2 separate regions of the Mus musculus genome follow, and region 2 is linked to region 1. A link is a contact called in ENCODE Hi-C or POLR2A ChIA-PET data. All regions are on one chromosome and are shown on one strand. The core of a region is the stretch at or near the end of the contact, and the rest is flanking DNA. Distances in the headings are between cores, read along the strand shown.

The links. A loop is a pair of places that touch in the nucleus more often than their neighbours do. ChIA-PET counts read pairs that join two places held with the same protein, here RNA polymerase II (POLR2A).
Region 2: a loop to region 1 is called in a map of heart, with 2.0 times the contacts of the local background. The contact joins the enhancer-like site here to the promoter of Zfp365 in region 1. A Hi-C loop is called at or near these places in 1 of 37 maps with a recorded cell type or tissue (heart). POLR2A ChIA-PET finds 5 or more read pairs at or near these places in 1 of 5 experiments (embryonic stem cell).

Annotation. Positions count from the first base shown.
Region 1 is chr10:67,910,537-67,915,551 of GRCm38, reverse strand. Zfp365 (zinc finger protein 365) reads left to right here and starts at 2,890. Exons shown (of 5, transcript NM_178679.2): 1 at 2,890-3,181.
Region 2 is chr10:67,960,659-67,965,377 of GRCm38, reverse strand. 4930521O17Rik (RIKEN cDNA 4930521O17 gene) reads left to right here. Exons shown (of 3, transcript NR_152797.1): 3 at 2,622-2,900. Among named protein-coding and RNA genes, the nearest start is that of 4930521O17Rik, 11 kb to the left of the region's middle. Within about 2 kb of position 2,691, at least 1 of the 3 ENCODE cell types and tissues checked has a DNase peak (open chromatin) inside an H3K27ac peak, as active enhancers do.

The DNA.
Region 1 (5,015 bases), core at 1,641-4,140:
AGAAAGAAAGAAAGAAAGAAAGAAAGAAAGAAAGAAAGAAAGAAAGAAAGAAAGAAAGAAAAGAAAAAGAAAAGAAACCACTTGGGTTAAATTAAGGTCCTGTGGACCAGTGCCAAATCTTCCACAGATTCAACCCTGCACACAACCTCTCTATAGTAATCTTTAAGCATTTCAAGAAGTGTTTAACATCTCAAAGCCTTCAGGAAAAGGCAAAGTAAAACTACCTTTGGCTACCACCTCAACCCCAATCAGAATGGCTGCCATCAAGACATCGGACAGATGTAGGATAGGGTGTAGAGAAAGAGGAAACTTTATTCACTGCTGGTCCAAGCTCAGACTAGCACAGCCAAATAGAACAACCAACGGTCCAGCTCTAGGGCTCCCAGAACTCTACATCTCATCTGAAAGACACTAGCACATCCATGTTTATTGCTGCTCTATTCAGGGCAGTGGGGGAATGGAACCCATCTGGATGTCTATTAACTGTCGAAGCATACAGAGGAGTTAATACATACACACAACCGGATATTGTTCAGTGGTAAAGAAAACAAATCATGGCAATGGCAAGCAAATGCCTAGACCTGGAAAGTGTATTCAGCGAAGCTACCCAAACTCAGAAATAAACCAGTTCTTCTTCCTCATAAGCAGGTCCCAGTCTATAATATATGGGGGCAAGTGTAAGTGTGAAGATAGTCTAAATTGTAGGAAGCATTTTGACTCTACAGTTGACCCGTGCAGATCTTCCCTGCTGGACCTGGAATCTGAGGCTCTGAAAGAACAGGGCGGACTAGAGTTTGATGCTGAAGACATCCTTACTTCAGTTTCTGTGTCTTTTTATACACAATGTAACAAAGAAAGGAATGATCTGAGGAAGGTTGTTATAGTTCAGAAAACGTGATCAGAAAAACGTGTAAATAAATACCAGTAAGCACACACTGAAGATTAACAGCCCTTTCTCAGGCTGGGCCTGTTTAAACACAATTACCTGGCCTATACTAAAGGCTACATCTGGGAACACACGAAAGCAAGGCAGAAGGCCGTATCCAGAATCAGAGTACACTGACCAGATTGGGTTCTATAGCTATGTTCTGACATCCAACAAGAATAAGCTTGTCGTATAAACTGAATGTAAATGTTTGTCACAGTGGGCATGGAATCACGTCCCAGAACAATCCAGGGAACAAGATGCCCTTGAGGTAAATGACGATCTGCCTTTTCTCCTGGAGTCCCTCCCATAGTCCCCCAAGACATTGTTCACAGTGGGTTCAGTATTCCAAAAAGGGGACCCAAAGGAGAGTAATACTGGGTGGTTAGGATGGAATACAGTCAGAAGGGCACAAGTCATGAGAGAGGATATAAAGTGGTTTTTGTTGTTGTTTTGTTTGTTTCAACTCTGTCATTGTTTTTTCTTTGATTGTGGATATGTTAATACAACATTTTGTGTATTGAAGTAGCCAGAACTACATATGCATCCAGGAAAACCCAACATGCCTTACTCCCTTGTGGCTCTGGTTGTAGGTGTTGGCTTTGTTTTAAAGTCACCGACCCTCAGCTCATTGTGAAGTAGCCATGGCTTTTCACTGACATCTGTCACACTGGCCTACTTAGAGGTGAGCTTTAAAAAGGTATTCTTAAGGAAGAGTTATTCTTTTTCTTTTGCACCTGAAAAGATTTCCCTCCTTTACTTTCATCTAAAATCATTCTTTATCGAATCATTCTGTCACGATGCAATTTAATATGGAAATTGTATTGATAAATGTAAAATATGGTTTAATGAAGAATGTGATAATATTTATGCCATTGTTAGAAAAAAATGGCCCTAGGAAGTCTTCGCGCTTCACCTGAAGTGGAGACATTTCGGGACCAAGCAAGGCAAACAAGTTGCCTCAGTGTTGGGAGAGGGCTGAGTTCTAGACGTTGGGTCCCTTGACTCTCCCAGGTCATACTTAGCATCCTGCCCCAAAGGTAGTCAGAATTAGCTTCCTGCTGTTCAAGATGATGGGTGCACCCTGACTCTTGGTTGTGTGCAATGCACACTCAGACCAAACTTTTTTTTTCAGCTTAATAAACAGTTGGAATAAACGTGCTCAATTTAGAGAGTGACCTAAGATAGTGACCGCAAGAAGCATAACATTTTCTGAGAGAGCAAGCCTCTGCGCAGCTGCCAACCCCCGTTTTGTAGGAGTCACTCTCTGGTACTGCTTTCCTGAATTTTACAGGCGTGCACCTGTCATCAAAGTCTTAGTATGAATATCAGTGAAAGAACGTTGACGACAGCCCAGCAGCTGATTCGAGCAGTGTAGGTCCTTTGCAAGAGCAGTATGTGCTCTGAACTGCTAAGCCATCTCTCCAGCCCCTTAAAAGCAGGTTTAACAAAATAACACACACACACACACACACACACACACACACACACACACACACACACACACACACACACACACACACACACATCCCGAAATTTCAATTAGGAAATGAGATTTCTCAGAAGCTAAATCTTTCCTCCACTGAGAGACTAGTGTTGGGGGCATCCTCTCAGTGAGGAGGCCTCAGGGTTTGGCATTTATGTTTCTTAACTTCTACACTTTTATTATCTTTAGTTTTGTTTAACTTAGTCCCAGGACACTACTACCTTCCACGGCTGGAGTAAGCTGGTCCTGTGCCCCCCCCCCCCCCCCGCCAGGTTGCCTGGATGAAGTTCTAATATAAATAAATATCAGAGCCTTCCTGCTGGCAGCTCTTTCCAGGGGCTAGCCAGCTAGGCTCCATCTTCACGCCCACTTTCGCCGCCCCTGCAACTGGGAGCACTTGCCTGGGCCTGTAGCAAGACTAGGCTGGGCAAGACTGGCACGTGTCCCCGCCTCCCTCCCCAGGGACCATCCTGCATCCCTCCCCGTGATGTCAGCGGAATCCTGAGCTGGAGTGAAGGGAAAGGCCCAGGATCTCCCGCTAGAGGGGCCCCGATGGGGTGGACCCAGGGGTGGCTGCCCGGGGCCGGAGCACCAGCCTCGCGTCCCCGGGCGCCGCCCCCGTGTCCCGCCCGCGCCACGCTCCGCCCCGGTCGCCGCTCGTCCCGCGTGGGAGCCGACCCGGCTCAGCCTGATTTACGGCTCTGCTGAAAACCGCTCGCACGGCTCCCGCAGCATCAGCACCGGCGGCTGCAGCGGCAGCAACAAGTCCGGTAAGTGGGCTCGGCTGGAGCCGTGCGCCCGCGCCCCCTGCTCCGCCGACACGCGGGGAGGTGGTCCCGGATGCGCAGCATCCTGGGGAGTCGGGACCGTTGGCTTCCCCACAGCCACTTGCACGAACTCGCGTGAGCACGAATCCACGCAGTCACCAGCGGGAGCGGGGGCTAGGAAAGCCGGGACCCCCACGCAGGTGCTGCCCAGCCTGCCCAGCTCTGCACAGGAAATCGAAACCCTTTTTGCTAACCTGTGCCCTAGGTTTCCGCTGGGCGGATGAAAGCCTTTTGCTGGGGGTGGGTGGTATATCTCGTCTCCCCCATCCAAACATCCCCCCCCCCACTGCTGCTATAGAATCCTCTCTTCTTATCCCTGCACTCCATTGCAAGCATCTTCAGCCCTAGGCTGGGCCAGGGTTTGCATCCTATTGACCAACCCAGCGCAGCACAGGAAGGTTCTCCTTTGCTGGGGTCCAGAGACTTTAGTAACCTGGAAAATGTGCCTGCCTGGCGGATCAGGCACCATTTCTATCTCAGCATCTGGAGGCAGATAAGGGTGTAACACAGACACTTCACTCTAAGATGCACCCTAAGATCCGGGCTCCTTCCCTGTGGGACCCAGTGCTCCTTGTTGCCATTCTTGGAGGAAATAAGTACCACGACCCTTGCAAAATTGGGTTGTAAGAGTCATCTGTTGCTAGGGCAAAGGGGATAAAGATGCAGAGGCAACAAGAACTTCCTGTTTATGGAGGAGTTATGCTGACGCCCACCTGGTTCCAACACTCTAGAAGTTGTCGCGCTAAAAACAGCATCAGAGGCAAGGCGCATCCACCCAGAACATTCTATTAGCTTAGGATCTTGGCCACGGCCCTGTTTATATCAAATAATACCGGACACTTCGGGTTTCCAAATTTCAAAAGATCGTTATTGTTATGTTAACGCTTTGATGTATGTCATCATACCAGTAACTAAAAATATTAACGGCATGAACAAACCAAGATGACAAGCAGACGCGTGTCACTAAACCTGATGAATCAAGTTCAATCCCCAGGACACACATGATGGAAGGAGAGAACCCATTCACACAAGTTTTCCCCAGCCTACACACACACAGACAGAGTCACTCACAGAGTAAATAAGGAATGCTATTTATTAAAAAAAAAATCTAAAAAAACATTTGGTTGAAGAATATTCAGCTCTTGATGTGTTTAAAGCCACTGTGCTTAGTTTGATCCATCCTTCACAGACTTGAAAAGAGACTGCCAATGGACTCACAATTTATGTGCGACCCGTGTCTATGTAGCATGCCAAATTCAGGAGGGCAATAAACTTGAGTTCTGTCTCTGGACCACTCTCCTTCCTCTCCGGGGCTTTATTATTTCACCTCCTCTCTCTAGCTTTTCATCTGCATATGAGCGTTAGCCACCTTTGCTAAGCTAGGCTGTTGCTGGATTAGAAATTCAGGCCCTAGCATCTGTATCCCACCCTGCAGAAATACCATACAGTAGAAGCATCAGATGATACAGAAGAGAGTAGATGTAGCTGCCTTTGACAAAGGGGTTTAGGTTTCAATTTCCACATAAAAATCAACATTAAATATTATATATGAAATAGTTGCTTTAACCCAAGAAGGCTGAGCTGATGTAGTCACTATGGAAATTAGCCTGGAGGTTTTTCAGGAGACTGAAAATAGAAATATCATATGACCCAGCTATACCACTCCTGGGCATATCCCCAAAGGACTCTATATTCTATTACGGAGATACTTTCTCATCCATATTTATTGTTGCACTGTTCACAGTAGCTAAGCATTCGAGCCAGCCTAGATGCCCGC
Region 2 (4,719 bases), core at 1,442-3,941, 50 kb before region 1:
ACTGGAGATCTAAGTGAGATAACTGCAGAATGAAAAGCTTGAAAACCTCCACATGAAGTGGAGCTGTTACCATCCAAAACATCTCAATGACCACCTGTCCCCTCTCTTCCGAAGATGCCTAAAGCTTTTGAATTTCTATTACAAGTCAACCGTTTGACCGATTAAAATAAAAAAAAAACCGAAGGCGATTTTAGAAAAATAAGTTTGTTTTAAGGTTGAAAAGGATTAGCTTTTATTGCGACTGCAAAGTGAACACTGAGCTGGCTTCTGACCACAGTTGCTACAATCTTGGTACAGCACTTTGTTTTCCAGCTCCATGTGCCTTTTTAAGCCAGTCTATCAGTGGGACCTTCTCATTGGAAAGAGCAAAGCAGAAGAGCAAAGCTGAAAGGTGCCTTTCCTGGTACTTTCTGGTAAATATAAAATTGGGAGAATGTGCCACCACCTTGTTTAAGAATGGGGGAGGCTGGTTAGCAGGCTCTGCGTTGGTGACAAAGAACATAAACCCATTACTTCAGCTGTCAGCGAGAGGGAACACTGGGCCTTGTGACACTGTTGGTTTGGGCTTTGCATTTGCTGTGGTATGAATGTCCAAACAGGTCCGGCAGGGCCCCATAGTAATGGTAGGAAGTACTTGCTGTGTTGATAGGTACCACAGTAAGGCTAACAGTGGGTGATGAGTAATTACACACCAGACCCAGTGCACCCCCTGTTATTAAACACGTGGAATAGATCACCCATCTCCGTCCTTCCTAGTTCGCATTCAGAAGTGTAAAAGATTCAAAATATGGTTTGAGCTCTATATAAACTTCACTGGCCAGTTGTGTTCAAATGACTATTAAGTAATTTTCTCTCAAACTTAGAGTCTGTATTTATTTTTAAATTTCTTAAAGTTGTACTTTTTTTATATAGCAGTACAGTTTAATATTACATATTAAACACCGTGATAGAATAATTAGTATTGTTTTAAACAGAAAGATAAAAAGAATTTTCCAGGTTGCAAAATCCCTTCCACCAGCACAAATTTCCCCTTCTTAGTGGGTCAGTGTGACAGATGCACTCAGCAGCTAGTCATGCCTAATGCCTATTGTCGCGATGGTCAATGGACTTAAAAAGAGAGCCACACTTTCAAAATCACTGCCTCAAAGGGATCCGAATCTTTTGAATTGCAAAATGGTTCTTGCCACTTCGATACCCAGAAAGCTGGATTCGCTCGCTCATCCACCACGGGAGGGAATAGGGTTGGGGGCTCAGAACACACAACTGAGAGTAGGAAAAACATAGCTTTATCTCCTCTTGGAGCTACTGACTGAGCTGTGAGTAAGCTTCACTCTGCAGTTATGGCTCCGTTAGCAGTTGAAGCGATGTTATACCGCTAAATGAAAACTTGTCTCTCAGCAGCTCACTTTTCTAATTCCTTCCTACCAATTTACTCCATCTCATACATGGCAATTTCATTTCTTCAAGCTCTCTCTACATACAGGAAGGTGACCACTTGTTTCTTATAACATTCACCAAAAGAAAATTTCCAGTCGAAATAAGTATCCCAAAAGCGAAAGAGCATCTAATATCAGCATGGGACTTTTCGTCACCTGTAGTCCTGATTCTGACCTTTGGAATGGATGTTTCTGCAAGCTGGAGAACATGGTCATCAGATATGGCCTTTTATTGCTTCATGTGCCAACAATATCTCAGTATTAGAGTCTCATTTGCTGTTGTGGAAATTGCCAGAGCTCCCTCACCACCAGCAAGCTCTGCGGGACACTTCCTAATGGTGACCTTCCATGATAATCATAACCCTGATACACATTTGAAAGTGCCGAGACAAACATGCGTCTACAAATGTGCCATACCCCCCAAATGCTAAATAAACATTATAAGAAAAAGATCAAGAGATCTCTTTGATAAAAGATTTTCTTCCCCAAAGTCCAGTATCTTTGTTGAAGTGAGCTTGGTTGGCCTTTGTTTAACAGGATTCTTGGTTCAAGGTAAATTTTTGAAAGGATTTTTTTTCCACATTTAGTGTGTGTGTATGTGTATTTGTATGCTCCTGGGACACATTATTTTATCCTAATGATCTTTATAAATATGATAAATTGGTAGCTTTGTTATCTATTGGAAGTAGTGATGTGGTATCTTCAAATGGCATCACTATATCTCAAGGGAACATCTCAGGATGTGTTCTGGATGTGACCCTTTGGATGGCAGATCAACTAGTGGGCATGGATTGTTAGGTAGTGGCTTCCCCGGTGTGCTTCACCTCCCTAAGACCATTGCCTTCTGTCCTCTCAGGTATATGGGTAATGGGGGTGGGGTGGGGTGGGGGTGAGCTTTACTGTGGTATCTCTTTCCAGCTGTTGTTGGAGGTCACAGAGAGTTAAATAAGAAGAAACGAGAGAGAAGGGAAGGATGTTGCTTGTGTAGCATCTGCTATATTGCTTGACTTCTGTCTTGCATACCTGTGAGTTTAGATGGCATTCTTTGATCAGCTGGATATCGCAGGTCAGGATACGCATAGGAGATGCTGTCTGTGACTATGGTATGGTTCAGCATCTCCTATCATAGAATGAATGTATTCACTCGTCCGCTGACACAATATTTTTTTTTCCCCTTCCTGACAGTGGCAACAATTTTCGGGAGCCGAGCAAAGCTTTCACTTTCAAGGCAGATCTTGAACAATAGTCGCATCTGTTTCTTCAAAGCCCAGGCAGACTCAGCGCGGTTGAATTCATCTTCAGCTTTGAATAGAAAGGGGCATTGTTGGAAGAATAACTAGACAGCCTTTCATGTGCTCGATTACAAGACTTTAATTTTTCAGATGTAAAGTATAATAAAAAGCCTTTCAACCCCTACCTCACAACCCCATTCTCCTATAAACTTGGTGAAATCCTACATCTTGAACTAAATGTTTCTGAGACCCTTTATTTCTTCCTGGGGCTACACTGCAGCCTTTACGCTAACAAGATTAATACGAAAAGGTTTCATTGTACTATGAGCAATGTCTGATACCAGAGTAATTTGTTTTTAAAAAATGAGGAAACGTGTCTGAATCTGTTGTTATGGTCATGATATTTATGCTTGTAAGGATAAAGTTATTCATTTTAGACGGGTAACAAGAAGGCTTTCATGTACCATTAAGATAACTTATGTCAAACACTTGGTAAAACTGTTGGAGCCATTTCAATATTAATAATTTATTGCAAATATCTAGTTAGAAAAACTGGTAGGCATTAATTAATGATCAATTAAGATAGATTATTTCTCCTGCTTCTCTTTTAACTTTCTAATAACCAATTTGCTTTTTCCTAAAATGGGTCAATAGGAAATGAACCAAGTTGTTTCGTGCTCCCATTTTCTAATAAACTGAAACTCTTTAAAGAAATTAGCTATTCTCTTGCAAGTTGTTAATTCTTATGGCTGTTATATATCACGATTTTATCCTGTAGATTTTACATGTTCATTTTCTCTTTAATTACTGCACACTAACCCGATAGTTCTGGGGGTAATTTTATTAGTTCTAAGACATTTTTAATATGGATGTATTCTAAAATTAATCATACTTTGACTTCATAGTACAAACATCCCTTCATTACTGCACTGTTGGTTAGAGGAAACTAATTTTCAAAATGTTTCACTGAAAGCATAAAGTAGAGGACATTGCTATCTTTAATTTCTTAATCATTTTGGCCCTTGGCTGTTTGTTTGTTTGTTCATTTTGTTTTGTTTGAGTCATTATCAGGCACACAAATCTCTCATGAATTTAAGCTAGAATCTGGGAGATTAAGAATCTAATTCTTTGATGTTTTTCCTCAGCAGAGGACAAGAGAAAGTTTTGTTATCTAGTATTTTACAGCGGGGGATACATTTGAACAGGAGTTGGACCTTTGAACCTTCACTGTAGTGAAGGATGCTGGGCCTGTGAGGACGGATTAAACCTCTCCCCTGGTTGCTATAGGAGGAAAAAAAGACACATTTATGCTTTTGTAAAATTTACCACTTCATTTAGCAAATGCTAAAATTGGGAGAAGAAAAGCAAAAAAATAACTGCAGAACAAAGATAAGCAGTGTCATTGACCTGGAGGATACAATTTGTTTTTTGAATTATTCTACCATGCAGTAACTTTCTTAATGTACAGATTACCACTTAATTTAATTAGATTATCATTTAATTTAATTTAATTGGGGCCAATTCCTCTTTCACTTACTTTACTGAAAAGTCATATTTCTCCCAGTCATTTCAGCTTGGTAGCCTTACTTATTCATGCTTTAGATATTGCTCTTGGCCATTGTACAAACTCGCTGGAAGCAAGCCATCTCTCCGAGGGTCTTCCTCACCCTCTCAGTATGCTCTTCATTAAAAACTGGAATTCAGAGCTAGTGTGGTACTGCATGTTTGTAATCTGAGCCCTCTGGAGATGGAAACTGGAGGGCCAATCACTAAGGTTGTCCTTAGCTATTTAGTGATTTTGAAACCAGCCGGGAGTACATGAGACCTAATCTCAAACAAGATAGAACAAAAATAGTGGAATTGAGATCTCAGAGCAGGCTGAAGAGATTGCTCCATGGTTAAGAGCACTGGCTGCCCTTTCAGAGAACCGAGATTCAGTTCCCATCACCCAGATAGCTGCTCACAACCACTTATAACTCCAGTCCAAGGGATCCAGCATCCTCTTGCCTGGTTTCCACAGATACCACACACATGTGCTATGTAGAGATACA